2 separate regions of the Homo sapiens genome follow, and region 2 is linked to region 1. The links are chromatin loops, found by intact Hi-C in ENCODE. Cell type or tissue: heart left ventricle. All regions are shown on one strand.

Region 1 (8,000 bases):
CACACAGACAGACAGACAGACACACACACACGCATGCGCGCACACACATGCACATGCCCGGATCCTTCTCCAAACACGTCCATGATACCAGGGCAGCAGAATTGGGGCACATTAGAGACACAGGCTCTGCCCACATTCTGAAGCTCCCTGTCATTCCCAGGTCTTGGTGCTTGGCCAGACTCCCCTTACCCAGACTCATAGCCTCATAGCTATCATTCCAAAACCCCAAAAGCTCTGGAAACTGAGAGCCTTTGTACGTTTATGACAAACTCATTTGGCAGCGCAACTTGAACTGACATGAGGTTATTTATAGTCTTTATTTTTCACACCCTGTGTGAATATTCATGTGTTTTTGCTCCAGAAATATCAATGTACTTGATTACTGGGTACTGCCTCAGACCCCACTGGAGGTGATATATATGTGCTGTATACACCCAATCGCCTTTTAAAAGTCCAAAGCATTCTGAATTCCTTCAATTATACTAAGCCTCCCACTGTCTTATAATGATCTGTTTGGCATGTCTCCCTCATTAGCCTGTGAACTTCTTCTCCAGTGCTCAGCACACAGTCCAGCATGGGGTGGAAGCTCGACTAATGTTTTAGGAATGAAGAACGAACAGTCTTTAGTGATTCCGGAGACTTGTTGTCATGTTCTTTCTTACATCTAAACTAAAGTACGTCATGCTACCATTCGTTTATTCTGTGCCATCAATAGCGAGGAAGAACAGTTGGTCAGGCTCCTTCATTTTTTTTCCTCTTGAGGCTAAATCGTCCTTATAATCCTAATACCTTTAACCTTTTCCCCTAGATCCTCTTTTCCAATCCCTTAATCGTCTTCATTGCTGTCTTCTGAAGTCTTTACAGGTTCTTTCCTTCCGAAATTGTGGCCTAGTGCTTAGGATAGGGCTGCAAAGAGCCCAGCTATTACACATAATAGGCCTCTGGTTTCTATGGTGCTTTTCCGATCAGTTTCATTTGGCTGGGCTAAGAAGCTTTGCCTTTAAAAATACACTCGCAGGACAAACTCCAGGGGCATGAACAACTTTCACCTGAGCATGCTGGTTGGTAATAGGAAGGGAAAATAGCACTGTCTGATCATAAGAAACTGTAATTACGAAAGCTGAAAGCAACAGGTAACACATGCAGTAGGCACCTGTATACAAAAACCACTGTTGATAATTACGGTACCTCAGCCTATTATTTTTACCTTGGGAGAACCGGCCTTGTTTGTGCGCATCATGTGCCTTTTCTCTCATAAGGTTGCTAAAGGCCATTTCTGACCACTTCCCATTAAATTCAGGGAGTGAACCTGACTCTGTCAGGGTTGCTGAAAATCACCGGATTAAGTTAAACTCACTAATTAAGCCTGTTAGACTTCCTGTAACTCACGATTTTTCTTGGCATAAGTAAAAACATTTCACTCAGAGGCAAAATGTGTTATATTAATAACCAGGAAACAAGAAAATACACATAGTAGCATTTTCGGAAGCAAATTCTGTCATCCGCATTCTGTTGAAACGGCCATTGTCATTTCTCCTAATAGCCTAAAGTGTTTACTTTTGGGGTGGAAACTATACATACTGTGATGGAGATTCAGAGATACGCTTTTGTCAGTTAAATTCGAAAAATATATTCAGGTGTGCTTGTTGTGTCCCCCCCCCCCCCAAGCATGAGTCAGAGCCTTTCATGGGGTTTTGTGTAAATGTATTTTCTAAGAGGTGCTGTTGGGATTTTGCATACAGGTCATTCTTTTTAAAAAGGTCACGTTGCAATTTTTCTATCCTTTCTTGTGTTGTTATCCCTCAGGGAAGAAGATGTAGAATGCCAAATTGCAAAGGGAGCTTGTAAAGAGGGGAACATTAAAATTGGATAACCAAGAGCTCCCAGAGAGGGCCTCAATGGCTGAAAGGAGCCCCTTCTGAGCAAATGGGTAGCAGCGTAAAAGCCAAATTAACCTGGGAGGAGAAGGTATGGAACTTTTGGAGAAACACTTTGTTTACCTCACCATCTTACCATATCCAGCTGGCTGTTTCTCCAAGAATGTTAGTGCTCCAGAAGGGAGGGAAACCTGTCCCCACTGCTAATAGAAGAGGCTGAAATTTTCTTTCAGAGTTTCCAGATGTCCTTGGCAAATGCTAGCAATAGTCATTCTCTCTCTTTTAATAATTATAATAAGCTGCTTTTTAAGGGAACATTAACTGTGTGGTAGGCTCTATGCTAAGTGTTTTATATAAGGTATCTCTATTAATCTTCACTATGATCCTTCCAAAAAGGTATTGCTATTACCCTCAATTTCCATAGGAGGAAACGGGCCCAAAGAAGTTAGACAACCTGGGCAAGGTCACCCAGCTAGTAAGTGGAGGAGCCAGAACTTAAACGCAGATCCACCTGACACCAACACCTGGTTCTGAACCATGGTGTGCAAGTCCTTGTAAAGTCAAACAGTCTCTTTAATAAGCTTGACTATATTTTCTCTTTTACCAAATCACAGAACATCTGGTCTGCTTAATTTTATGAGACTGTAATTACAGCAATGAAAAGGATGTTAGCCTACTCTGAAAACCCTAGCTGAAGGGCTTTCTATTGCTTTGTTTAGAGATTTGTTCTTTTCTCTCCACCTCCACCCCCGACTCCCCAAATTGGATAGTAAGTTCTTCAAGGAAGGTTCTGGAAAGTGGTTTTTTTTTTTTCTTCAAGTTCTGTGTTACATGTGCAGAACTTGCAGTTTGGTTACTTAGGTATACAAGTGCCATGGTGGTTTGCTGCACCCATCTACCCGTCACCTACATTAGGTATTTCTCCTAATGCTATCCCTCCCCTAGCCCCCCACGCCCCACAGGCCCCGGTGTGTGATGTTCCCCTCTCTGCTTCCATGTGTTCTCATTGTTCAACTCCCACTTATGAGTGAGGACATGCGGTGTTTGGTTTTCTGATCTTGCGATAGTTTGCTGAGAATGATGGTTTCCAGCTTCATCCATGTCCCTGCAAAGGACGTGAACTCATTCTTTTTTATGGCTGCATAATATTCCATGGTGTATGTGTGCCACATTTTCTTTATCCAGTCTATCATTGATGGACATTTGGGTTGGTTCCAAGTCTTTGCTATTGTGAATAGTGCCGCAATAAACATAGGTGGGCATGTGTCTTTATAGCAGCATGATTTGTAATCCTTTGTGTATATGCCCAGTAATGGGATCGCTGGGTCAAATGGTATTTCTAGTTCTAGATCCTTGAAGAATCTCCAGTGTCTTCCACGATATTTGAACTAATTTACACACCCACCAACAGTGTAAAAGCATTCCTCTTTTTGGTTCTGGAAAGTCTTATGCTCCTCTGCTTTCTATAGTTCTCATAGTGCCTGGCATGTAGTGTGTGCTCCATAAATATTGACTGATTGATGAATGTGTGGATGTTTCATGCAATAGTTTTTGGGTTGTTCAACACCATTTCTTAATGCTAAGCAAACAGGTTAGAACCTTCAAGATGTCTGTTGTCTTAATCTAGTTGCTTGCACTGAGGTAACTTTTTAATATCATCTCTGCACAGGAGCTGAATGCCTTCTTTGGCACCTGGATGATTGATTGTGTTTTCTCCTTTTCCTCGGAAAGCTCTGGTATTGCGCAAACGCTGCTTTAGGTGATTAACAATGCCGCCAACTTCACCAGTCACCTTTGCAGACAATTCTTGAATTTTATAGGAAAGTGGGAACCTGTTTAAGTATAGTTTCTAGTTAATTCTGCTTCCCCATCCTGGTTTGCTCAATGCTACATAAAAGATTTTCTTTGTGGAATGAGACAGAATAGAAAAAATAAAAATACATTCTCAATGGCTGGGTGAAGAGAGTCCTTGAGATTTTACCAGCTTGGTATTTCTCACTGTTGGAACTTCAACCCAGGATGCAGATTCATCCTAGTGAGCCTCACAGGAAACTCTGCCTTGGTCTAGAAGATACAGTGCAAATATATAGGATAGGACAGGTAAGGTCAGCAGAAGCCACTTTTCAGCACATACCATGTGATTGCTAGAATAATACAAATAACAACCATTTACTAGCAGATTACTATGTGGCAGGTACTGTGCTAAGCATTTTCCAGACATTCATTATTGTTGCCATTTTTCCAGGTGAGCAAACTGCAGCTCAGAGAGTCTAAGTGAATTTCTTTGTCTTTAAGCAGTATGAGATAGACCCTGGACTTGAACTCAGGTCCATCTGATTCCAGAGTACATAGTCCTTTTGCTACAGTGCTTTGCAGGGAGCTGTGCTGGCTTCTCAAATGGTTTGGGGCTATCTGTGTGAGGCTGACAAGAAAACTATTTAAAGGCTGGTAGAAGAGGGCCCTAACAGAAGGTCTGACTCTCATTTTCTTTCTATTTGCAGAAGATAATTCTTTCCTGTTTCAATATCAGAAGGGGATCTAGCTGAAGGCAAAAGGCCACAGGGTTCTGGTGAGGCACAAGTTCAAACCTTGCTGTAGTTGGACCTGTTCTACTGACTATCAACGGCCTGGGTCTGTGGGTGATCATAGTGTCAGGGGGCTGGAGATTGGAAGTTCAGAGTGGAAGAGCTGGCATATGCCGCAAAATGCACCCTGTTGGGATGGAGCAGGAAACTCAACTGCAGCTGAGTTTAGTGGGGCACCCAAAGAGAGTGGCAACAACAGGTATCAATTTAGAGAAGCACTTGGCTTTGGTGAAAGCAGAAGTCCTGCCCAGCCTAGCTGAACTGAGCAGGAGCAGGTGAGGCTTAGGAGTCCTGCCAGGTGCTAGTAGCAAGGATGGGACTCTAGTCCTTGGAGGCAAGGGTGAAGGAGTTGGGAGCCTGGGAAGAACCAGACAAAATCCCAGTTCCACAGAAACTGAATGACTAGACTGGTGGCTCTCAACTGAGACAATACTGCCCCCTAGGGGACTTTTGGAAAATGCAAGAGGGTATTCAGAGGACTGGAAATGGGGATGCTAGATGTTCTCCAACGCCCACGACAGACTTGCAAAATGAAAAATAGTCTAGCATCCCGAATAATTTTTGAATGTTCTGCTGGACTTCCATGGAGCTGAAAACTGCTTTTCTAATTATCTAAACTTTTACTATAAATGTTTTATACCTAAGCATAAAGGGTTTTGCTTCCCCTGCCCCGACCCCACAGTTTTAATCAACTATTCTGTAAAGATATGGAAGATTACATGGTTACAGAGGATCACACAGACTCATTCACCATTTCAGGAAATCATGTCAACAATTGTGATGTTGCTTTTGGAATTAATCAATATAACATATCAGTTTGTGTCCATAACTGTTGCATTCATGGGGATTCTATATAAAGGCACAAGCTTCTGACTACTTCATTTAATCATTCAATGTAGTCCTGTGTGAGCATTTACAGAGTTAAATACATAGTGTTTTATTATGTATTGCTTTATTTTCTCTTTATGTGGCAGGACATATAGCTATCTTTTTGAACTTATGCGTGTAGGTAGGTTATAGTACCTAGAAATTTAATTTCAGGATAGTAAAGGGGTGAAGCAAAAGCAGATTTATTATAAAAGAGAGGATGTTAAGTCTGATAAGGTTGAACACCACTGTGCTAGCCTGATGGCTTCGTGAGGGCCAGGACCATGTGTTTTGCTTCCGTTTGGCCTAATTAACTGAGGTGCTTATAAATAATGAATAATGAATGTGGATGCAAGCACACAGCTGGAGTCAGGCATGTAGGTCAGCATAGTCGGGGTATATAAAACTGGCAGGAGATGGGGACTTTTTTTTTTGAGACGGGGACTTTTGATCACCAAAAGAAGGCAGGATCCCAGTTATCAGAAGAGAAACCATAGTTCAGAGTTTGCCTCAAAGCTAGAGCGTCCTAATGTCAAGGCCCAGGGCTTCCTACAGTCCTCTTATCTTGAGACATGCTGGAGCCAAGGGACTGACGTCAGATGGTCCCAGTGGTGAAGAGAGTTGTGTTTACATTCTCACTTGCTGGTATCAATCGTAGGGGCCCAAAGACCTCACTACCTAAAAAGAGGGCTGTTTTCCAGCTTAGCTGTACCTCTTTGCATTGTTTTGTCTGGCCAAGACAGAGAGGATACCAGGGAAAATGAGGCTCGAGTATTGTACGTATAATCTGTCAATGCCCTCCATGCCCCCATTAGGATCTCAGGCTGTCTTGGCCTTCAGGCAGATCCAGCTCCCCCATTTTTCTGTTGTTGCTGCTGCTGTTTTTTTTTTTTCACTCCCCTGATCCCATCAATAATACGTGTACTCCTTCCTTCTGGGTCCTGTCCTCAAAGGTAACTGCTAAATATCTGACAAAGGAATGGCTAAAGCCTTCAGGGCTCCTGATAAGAGAATGGGCTCCCACTTAGCAAGAAGGGCAGGGGGCAGCACCTCACTTAGAGATATGGTACATAAGTACAGAGGGAGGTATTGAACCACCTGTTGTCAGGAGCAGAAGGGACCCTGAGGTCATCTGGTTCACTAGATCCCAAACCTGGCTGTACAATGGAATTACCAGGAATGCTGTTGAAATACAGATGCAGTGTGGCTCCTAATCCTCAGAGTCTGATTCAGTAAGTCCGAGATGAGGACTTGAATTATCTGCATATTATTAACAGTATCACTGGTGATTTTGATGAGGAACCCAGTTAGGGAAACCACTCAGACTGACTTTCTCGTTTTATGGGTAGCCAGCTGAGTCACCGACAGGGATGATGACTCGCCTCGGGTCACAGAGCAAGTCATGGCAGAGTTGGAAATGGAACTCAGGGTTTTTCCTCCCCTGTATTGGTGGTGGGACGATCTGACATTATTAGTGTGGGAAGAAGGACCTTAAATTTCACTGTACAAGCTGCTGCTCACTCTGCCTAGAGGTAGAGGACAGAGGGCATCTTAAAGGTTGTTTTTCGTTATAATAAGCAGTACATTTACTTCAGAGTTTGGAAGTGAATCAACAAAATACCCATCAAGATTAGTAGGACAAGAGGAACTCGCCAATATCTTTGACGATGTCTATCCATAGAAAGCCAAGTGAAATAATGGAGGTAATTATCCACCTATTTTCTTTGAACACTTTGACCGAAAATCTCCTGGTAACTGAGGGAAAATAGGAGCTTTTAAAAATTGTTGTCTCAAGTAGCCTGAATGACTTCAACTCCCACTTTACTTTTCTTTTTCTGTGGAGATGCTCTCCCAGATGCTTGTCTCCTGGGGGTAGCAGCTTTCCACAGACAAAATGTCCACAGCTTTGGGAAGCATGGAGGGAGAAGGGAAACATTAAGTGAAATGGGATGTCAGGTCAAGCTGCGTTGGTGGTGATGTAGTCACCTGTCGTTTCAAGATAACCTTTTGGATCCTAGATATGTCGTAGCTGGGGCCTTGGGACAAGTCCCAGCAGCCTCCAAGCCACAAGCTTATCATTTTGGCGCAATTCAAGGCAGCCTCCTTGAAAAGCTCCACGATGGCAGCTGCTCCATCAGCAACTGGATGAAAACAATGCCAAATCTCTTTATTTAAAATTAGGCACTTCCTATTTTGGTTCCTAAATGGCAAATCTATCTGCTCTCTGCCTCCAGTCTTCTGTGTCCAAAGCTGCCTTAATGTGAGGTATTTCAGCAGCGATCAGCAAGTGTCTTCCTATTTATAAGCAGCAGAGCTGCCATGGGTCACTGCACTTGTATCTCTGAGCAAGAGAAGTCAGGGGGCCTATTGGAAAGGAAAAATACTGTGGCCTCCGACAGTGAACCTTGGCGTGGGTCAGGGAAGACTGTTCAAGTGCACCAGAGAATGGAGCTGTGATGAGTTCAGTTTTGTATCACTGGCATGGAAGTCAGTAGCCTCAAGATCTGGGAAGAGTTTGGTCACCACTAATTTGCTACATGACCCTGGGCAAGAGTCGTCCCTTCTCTGGGCTTCAGCCTCACCATTTCTGGGGAAAAGGATGCACCATTTAATACATGGTGCCATTTACTGTGACAACCGGCCTGCCACCAAAATATAAAGCTGAATCTTT
Region 2 (8,000 bases), 380 kb before region 1:
TTGTATTGACGAAGAACCATTTGCCAATTTTCTGCAAGCCAATTTAAAGAACTGGTTGAAAGAGAAGCATCCTACCTATAGTTCTGTTCCACTGTGGGGTGGACTGTATCAAGAGGCTTGCCAGTCACCTGCATTTGTCAAGTAAGTCCCTTCCCTTCTCTGAGATTCAGTTTCTGCCTCTGTAAATGAGAGGGTCAGACCAGATGGTATCTAAGACCTTTTCTGGCTTCATTTGCTACTTCCTGGTAGAATGGAAAAATTGTAGAATTGGATGAAGGACACAATGCATTAGAAACACAAATGTGGAGAGAATACATAGTTCATCACGGATGGGTTAGTTAGCCAGTTACACACTGTTTCTGTTTTCCCTTGTGAATTTATAATGAAACATTTTTTTTTTCTTTTCAGTGAGCTTCTTGCTAACATCAGAAAGTACTAGCTTTCCTTTTTTGTTGTTTGGTTCTTTTGTTTGTTGGAGACAGGGTCTTGTTCTATCACTCAGGCTAGATGCAGTGGTGTAATTACAGCTCAACTGTAACCTCGAACTCTTGGACTCAAGAGTTCTTCCACCTCAGCCTCTCGAGTAACTAGGACCACAGGCACATGCCATCGCACCTGGCTGATTTTTAAATTTTTTGTAGAGACAGGGTCTCACTGTGTTGCCCAGGCTGGTCTCGAACTTCTAGCCTCACGTGATCCTCCTGCCAAAGTCCTGGGATTACTGTTGTGAGCCACTGTGCCTGTCCTCTAGCTTTCTTAAAGGAGCTGTTATTTAATTTCAGGGCTTGTAGTCTCTAAAACTGTTGGTAAACGTTGAATAAAGGCTGAAGGGTAACAGGGCACTTAAATACGAGATGCCATGTTTTATGGCTCTGTGTGAGAATTAGTAAAATTTGTGTTCTGTTTTACAAGAGGGCCTTGGGAGATGATGGTTTCTAGAAGAGAAGCAATTGAAACAACAGATTGTACATGTAACTTTTATCTCCTTGCAGGGTTTAAGAGCAGGCAGATACATAACTAGGTCTAGTGTATGGTATCATTCATTTATCTGTGTGTCGTGAAAAGATCTTGTATTCAGGAACACTAGGTTAATAATCTACAAAATCTAATACTATTAGAATGGTAGGCTTGATCTTAAAATTTTTATGTTGTTGTTATTGTTGGGTGTGTGTGTGTGTGTGTGTGTGTGTGTTGGCATATGTGTTCTTGAACCCAGTGGCCTTTATTTTGGATGGTTTGTATATCAGCTTGCATCAGGGAAGGCTCTGAGGGCTTGTCCCCAAAGCCAGGCTCTTTCCTCCTCTCCTGCTGGCTCACGTATGTCTCCAGGTTCTTATAAGGCAGAATAGACTAGGTACTGCTATTAGAAGGAACAAAATTATTTACCTTGGGACAGGAAGGAGAAGCCCTAACAGGTGGGCTCTGATGGCAGTGCTGCTTGGCATACAGTCAGTGCTACACAAATGTTAAGCATTCTGCTCACTGGTCCTAGGTCAAAGCCCTTGGGATGCTCATCACTTGTGGGCTCAGGTATCAGGGCAGCTGAGTTAGAAAGCCCAACAATATTGCTATACAGAGGGAGTTAAAAACCAGATGGCATCAAAACCCAAGCTGCACACACATCTTGTTCTTCAGCTGCCAACTCTGCACCTCAATCTGATTTTACCTTATTCTCACCTAGGTCTGGGTAAGTTCATGTAATTGCATGTTCCTGCCATGAATATCCTGGTTTTCAGAAAAAGAGTGAGTGAGATGAGGCCACAGTGTGGCAGTATTTGTTTTGTTTGTTTGTTTTTGTTTTTAATGTTGCTCAGTCATGCCACGAAATGGGTACCTCCTAAACACTAACTTGGATACCCTGCTGGTTTGCTGCCTTTCAGTTTTCTATTCACATAATTATTGTTTGCATTCCCATTCTAATTTTGGCCTCTGGTCTCAGTAAGAAGGAGAATTGAAATACTCAGTGTCACACTCATTACACCCACGACCCTCATTCATTTCACAAACTAACCTCCTGTATTTCTTCTCTTCTTCTGGCTTGGCATAGGGCTTTTGACTTAGATCTGAGCTCAAAGCTAATTTCTATTACTCATGAGCTGTGTGCCTTTAGGCAAGTCACCCAATCACTGTCATTATGTTTTTCATTTGTAAAATGGAGCTAAAAATTCTATCTACCTCTTCAAGTTATTTAGAGAATTATGTGAGTTAATATTTCTAAAGCTCTGGGAACACTGTGTGGTACATATTAGGTATTCAAAAAATATTAGTTACAGTCTTCCTCCTTGCTCCCCAAGAAATAGAGCCAGTAACAACAACCTTTCTTCTAATACCTCATGAACTTCTCCTGGCATTAGCTGTCTGAAGGGGCTGAGGTTTGCCTTTTCTTTTGACGATGGAGATTAGTCATTAGAAACTCTGGATTTCATCCTCACAGGAAACTTGAAGTTGTTGACTTTTGTTCCTTGTTAAAGAGTTGGTACGACTGGGGCGGAAATCTCCAGAGAAAAGGGCGTGTTCCTCTACTAATTACTCTGTAGACGGCAGAGGGTGTGTGAGTAATGAGCTGTATGCTGGGTGTGGGAGTTCAGTGCCCAGCCTTCGGGAAAACATGGGTAGGTTTCATTGGCTCTTATAGCAGTTTGTGGCTCCCTGACTCTATCTACCCTGGAGATGTATTGGAGTCCAATAGTTAGAACCTCAGAGCCGTGGGTAATAGGCCTATTACCTACTTCTTCACAGTAATGATAACAGCTCACATTTATTTTGCCCTTACTTTGTGCCAGGCATTGTCCTAAGTGCCTTATGCGCATGAACTCATTTAATCCTCACAAGAATTCTAAAAGGTAGGGTGCAGAGCAACTAAATAGCTTGCCTACAGTCACACAGCTAGTGGGGTGGAGCTCGGATTAGAAATTAGGCAGTTCAGAGACCATAAACTTAACCAACTGCTTGGTTGAGTCTCTAGTCCTTTGGTTTCCTTTTTTAACTTAACATGTTATAATTTTGTAACTGCTGGTCTTTAGAAATGCAGCTGATCTTTGTGCATCATTTTTGTATCCAGCAACCTTGCTAAATGCTTTTAAGTTAATTATAATTAATACATCTGAGGATTCTTTGGGTTCTCTATCTTGGCAATCGTACATAATCTGCAAATAATGAGAACTTTGTCTCTTCCTTTGTGGCCATTATTTTTTTTAATATCTTTTTCTCAACTTACTGTTTTAGTTGAGACCTCCCGTATAGTGCTTAATACAAGTGACAATGTTGAGCAACTCTTATCTTGTTTTCTGCCTTAAAGGATATGCTTTCAGTGTTTCATCATAAAGTATGATCCTTACTATAATTTTTTTGTTGGTATTATTTATTAGATTATAGAAGTTCCCTCCTATTCTAAGTTTGCTAAGATTTTTTAAAAATCATGAATGGATGTTGCATTTTATCAGAAGCTTTTTCTTCTGTTGAGATGATCATATTGCTTTTGTTCTTTAGTCTTTCAGTGTGGTCAATTATACTGATTGATTTTCTAATATTAAATTGTCTCTGTACTTCCCAGAATCAAGTCACCTTGATCATGATATATTATCTTTTTTATTGTTCCTGGATATGGTTTGCTAGTATTTTACATGGTATTCTTAAACACTGTGAGTGGGCTGGGCGCAGTGGCTCACATGCCTGTAATCCTAGCACTTTGGGAGGCCAAGGCGGGTGGATCACCTGAGGTCAGGAGTTCGAGACCAGCCTGACCAATATGGTGAAACCCCATCTCTACTAAAAATACAAAAATTAGCTGGGCGTGGTGGTGTGTACCTGTAGTCCTAGCTACTCGGGAGGCTGAGACAGGAGAATTGCTTGAATCCGGGAGGTGGAGATTGCAGTGAGCCGAGGTCATGCCACTGCACTCCAGCCTGGGCGACAGAGCAAGACTCCGTCTCAAAAAAAATAAAAATAAAAATAAATAAATAAATAAAATAAAATAAATCTGTGAGTGAATCTGGCTCTAGTTTTCACTTTTCATACTGCCTTTGTCAGGTTTTCTTATTAAGTTTGTGCTAGCTTCATAAAATGGATTGGCCAATGCTGCTTCCTCTTCTTCTAAGCTTTGGAAAAGTTTGCATGAGATCAGAGTGATTTGTTTCTTAAAGGTTTGTTAGAACTTGCCTATAAAACTATCTGGGCTTTGATATTGTCTTTGTGGGAAGATTATGGACTACTGATTCAATTTCTTTAATGGTTATAGGAATTTTCAGACATTGTATTTTTCTTTAGTCAGTGTCTTTAATTTATGTTTTGCTAGGAATTTGACCATTTTGTCTAAATTTTCAAATTTATTGGTTTAAAATTGTTAATAGCGTCTTAACTATAAACACTACAGATATTTAAAAGATTTCTTCCTTTTCTCTCATACTATTATTTGCTACTAAAAAATCAATCTCACTAGTAGTTTGTAAGTTTTATTTATCTTTTATAGGAAATAATTGAGACTTTGTTGATGGAACTGTTACATGTTTGTTTTCTATTTTGTTAATTGCTGCTTATTTTAAAAATCTGTTTTCTCCTTCATATTTTCTTTGGAGTTATGTCTCTTGTTCTTTTCCTAACTTAGGTGGGATGCTTAGCTTATTTATTTTTAGACTTTCTTATTTGACTATATGAATTAAAAGGTTAATAATTTTTGCTACCTACTGTTTAGCTACATTCCACTAATTTTGATATAACATTTTGTTATTGCTCAGTTCCAAGTATTTTGGAATTTCCATTGTGCTTTCTTAACTCATGGGTTGTTTAGAAGGATTAACAGTTTTTTCCTAAATGTTTTAAAAGTCATCTTTTTGTTGCTGATTTCTAACTTAATAACATTGTGATCAGAGAATGTGATCTGTATGTTCTGTTTCTTTGAATTTTGTTGAGATTTGTTTTGTGGCCCAGTATGATACAGTGTCCACTAGATCAACCTTGTTAATTTTGCTGCTCTTCAATCACCTTACCTTATTTTTTCTCTGCTTAATCTATCAGTTACTGGGAGATTTTTTAAAGTTTACCACCACAGAGGTAGATTTGTCTATTTCTTCTTTTAGTACTGTTAACCTTTACTTTATATATTTTTGAGGTTGTGTTATTAGGTATAGTATGTTAATTTTTGCATTTATTGTTACATCTATTGATCAAAATGTTCAATATAGGGGTCCCGTGGCAACTTAGAGTGTGGATAGATCTACATGCTATAAGGGTGGCTTGGTAATGGTGAAAGCATCCCTCTGGGTGGGCTGGGTAAATTGGATTTTCAGCTCCAGGGAAGAAACACCCTTAAAATCAAAATTGCACCTTCTTGAAGAGTTCTTAAATTTGACATTGCCAAACAAAATTAACACCCTCATATCCTCAAGTGCCAGAGGCTTTTGTCGTTATTGAAAACACTCTTAAAAGCTGCATTCCTTCTGGGATGCATGAGGGGTTGGGAAGGAAAGCTTTATTTTTCATGGGCCTTACAGACATTACTTCTGGTTGGTCAGACATGTTTCAGACCCTTGGACTTTCTTCTTCTTACTGCCTAGTATTTTCTATGAGACTTGAGCCAAATCCTGTTACCTCTCTGCCTTTTAGGTTCAATGACTGGTTCCCTTTTCCCCTGACAGAAGTGAGGTGTGGAGAAATTGAAATAATAGTTGCATAGGGATTCTAAATAATTTATTAGTTCCCTCACTTGCTCTGCAGGAAACAAAAATAAAGTCTATAGAAGACAGTGTTCACGAGGATCAAGCAACAGAAATGATGTCAGCTATTCCCCCTTTTATTAGATTTTCGAATGGAATCAGACTATGTGAAGCTGGAAGGCATACAGAGAGACAAATTACATTTGGTCACATATGGGTGGGAATGGAACTTTTCAGTCCAGCTCTTGAGCCTATGTGGTGCTGTGAAATCTTATTTTCATGCTCTGTTAGGGCAGCAGCTCCTGATTCTGATTGCGTTTCCTAAATAAGCACTCTGAGCTAGTCCTCTTTGCTAGCCCTTCCTTGCTACTCAGAGAGTTTCAATGAAGGGGGAGCAGGTGACCCAGTTAGGGTCCCTTGTTTCAGGTGTTCTTTCATTTGAATGTAACAATACTTCTCTGTCTCTTTTTTTAAAAAAAACTTTATTTTTTGATTATAGAAGTAGCATATGATCATAAATTAAGAAATTAGAAATATAGAAATATAGAAAACAAAAGTGAAAGTTTCTGGTAATCTGTCTCCCTGACCTGTTCTCTTCTCTCCCTTTTTCTCTCTCTTTTTCTCTGTCTGTTTTTTTTTTTTTTTTTTTTTTTTTTTTTGAGGCTGGGTCTCACTCTGTCACCCAGGCTGGAGTGCAGTGGCATGATCATGGCTCACTGTAGCCTTGACTTCCCTGGGCTCAGGTGATCCTCCTGCCTTAGCCTCCCGAGTAGCTGAGATTACAGGTACATGCCACCACACCTGGCTAATTTTTGTATTTTTTGTAGAGACAGGGTTTCACTGCGTTGCCGAGGCTAGTTTGAACTCCTGGGCTTAAGCAATCCTTCCATCTCTGCCTCCCAAAGTGATGGGATTATGGGCATGAGCCATCGCATTCGGCCTCTTTTTTTTTTTTTTTAACATTTTTTTTCGTGTTTTTAAATGTGGGTTTTATTATTGTTCAGATGTGAAAAGGCCAACGGATCAAGAGACAGTTGCCATTTAAAAGATAGTACATTCACTGGGTGCAGTGGCTCACACCTGTAATCCCAGCACTTTTGGAGGCCGAGGCGGGCAGATCACAGGATTTTGAGACTAGCCTGACCAAAATGGCGAAACCCCATCTCTACTAAAAATACAAAAATTAGCCAGGTGTGGTGGTGGGCGCCTGTAATCCCAGATACTAGGGAGGCTGAGGCAGTAGAATTGCTTGAACCCAGGGGACGGAGGTTGCAGTGAGCTGAGATCGCGCCACTGCACTCCAGCCTGGGCGACAGAGCAAGACTCTGTCTCAAAAAAAAAAAAAAAGAAAAAGAAAAAAGAAAAGGTAGTACATTCTTTTCAAAAGGAACTATTATGATACATTGTGTCTTATAATTTTTAAAAATTTTAAAATTTTTTATTATACTTTCAGTTCTGGGATACATGTGCAGAACGTGTAGGTTTGTTACATAGGTATACATGTGCCATGGTGGTTTGCTGCACCCATCAACCCTTTGTCTACATTAAGTATTTCTCCTAATGTTATCCCTCCTCTTCCCCTGCAACTGCCGACAGGCCCCGGCATGTGATGTTCCCTTCCCTGTGCCCATATGTTCTCATTGTTTGACTCCCACTTATGAGTGAGAACATGAGGTGTTCGGTTTTCTGTTCCTATGTTAATTTGCTGAGAATGATGGTTTCCAGCTTCATCCATGTCCCTGTAAAGGACATTAACTGATTGTTTTTTATGGCTGCATAGTATTCCATGGTGTATATGTGCCACATTTTCTTTATCCAGTCTATCATTGATGGGCATTTGGGTTTTAACATTTTTTAAAGAGTTGAGGTCTCACTCTATCACTCAGGCTTGAGTGCAGCAGCACGATCAGGGCTCACTGCAGCCTCAAACTCTGGTGCTCAAGCTATCTACCCACTTCAGCTTTCCAAGTAGCTGGGACTACAGATGCACACCACTATGTCCAGCTAATGTTTTATATATTTTTTAAGAGATGGGGGTCTCACTATGTTGCCCAGGCTGGTCTCAAACTCCTGGCCTTAAGTGATCCTCCTGCCTCAACCTCCCAAAGTGCTAGAATTACAGGCATGAGCTGCAGTGCCCTTCCCTAGTCCTCCTTTTTATAATAATTTTAAAAAGGTTTTTTTGCTTATTGTTATTATTTTTAATTAATCCATAATATTTTATATATTTTTGAAGTACAGTGTGAGATTTTGATACACGTATCCATTAACCAATGTCTCCCTAATCCCTCCTTTCCCCCTACCTTTCCCCACCTCTAGTAACTACTACTGTACTCTCTACTTCTATGA

The links. Peaks named below come from ENCODE experiments on the same cell type or tissue, not always from the same donor. Only the 100,000 strongest peaks of a DNase experiment are listed, where the experiment ranks them.
Region 2: a loop joins it to region 1, with 7 times the contacts of the local background. A loop is called at or near these places in 2 of 110 quality-filtered maps.

The regions. Positions count from the first base shown.
Region 1 is chrX:110,403,437-110,411,436 of GRCh38, forward strand. The region is part of intron 1 of RTL9 (retrotransposon Gag like 9); the gene reads left to right. It also overlaps a transcript of AMMECR1 not described here. Among named protein-coding and RNA genes, the nearest start is that of RTL9, 49 kb to the left of the region's middle. RefSeq lists an enhancer at 4,592-4,641. In heart left ventricle, a CTCF peak has its summit at 4,908 (motif pointing left); no DNase peak of the experiment used is centred here.
Region 2 is chrX:110,023,828-110,031,827 of GRCh38, forward strand. The region is part of intron 2 of TMEM164 (transmembrane protein 164); the gene reads left to right. Among named protein-coding and RNA genes, the nearest start is that of TMEM164, 25 kb to the left of the region's middle. In heart left ventricle, no CTCF peak of the experiment used is centred here; no DNase peak of the experiment used is centred here; H3K4me3 peaks cover 465 bases; H3K27ac peaks cover 1,326 bases.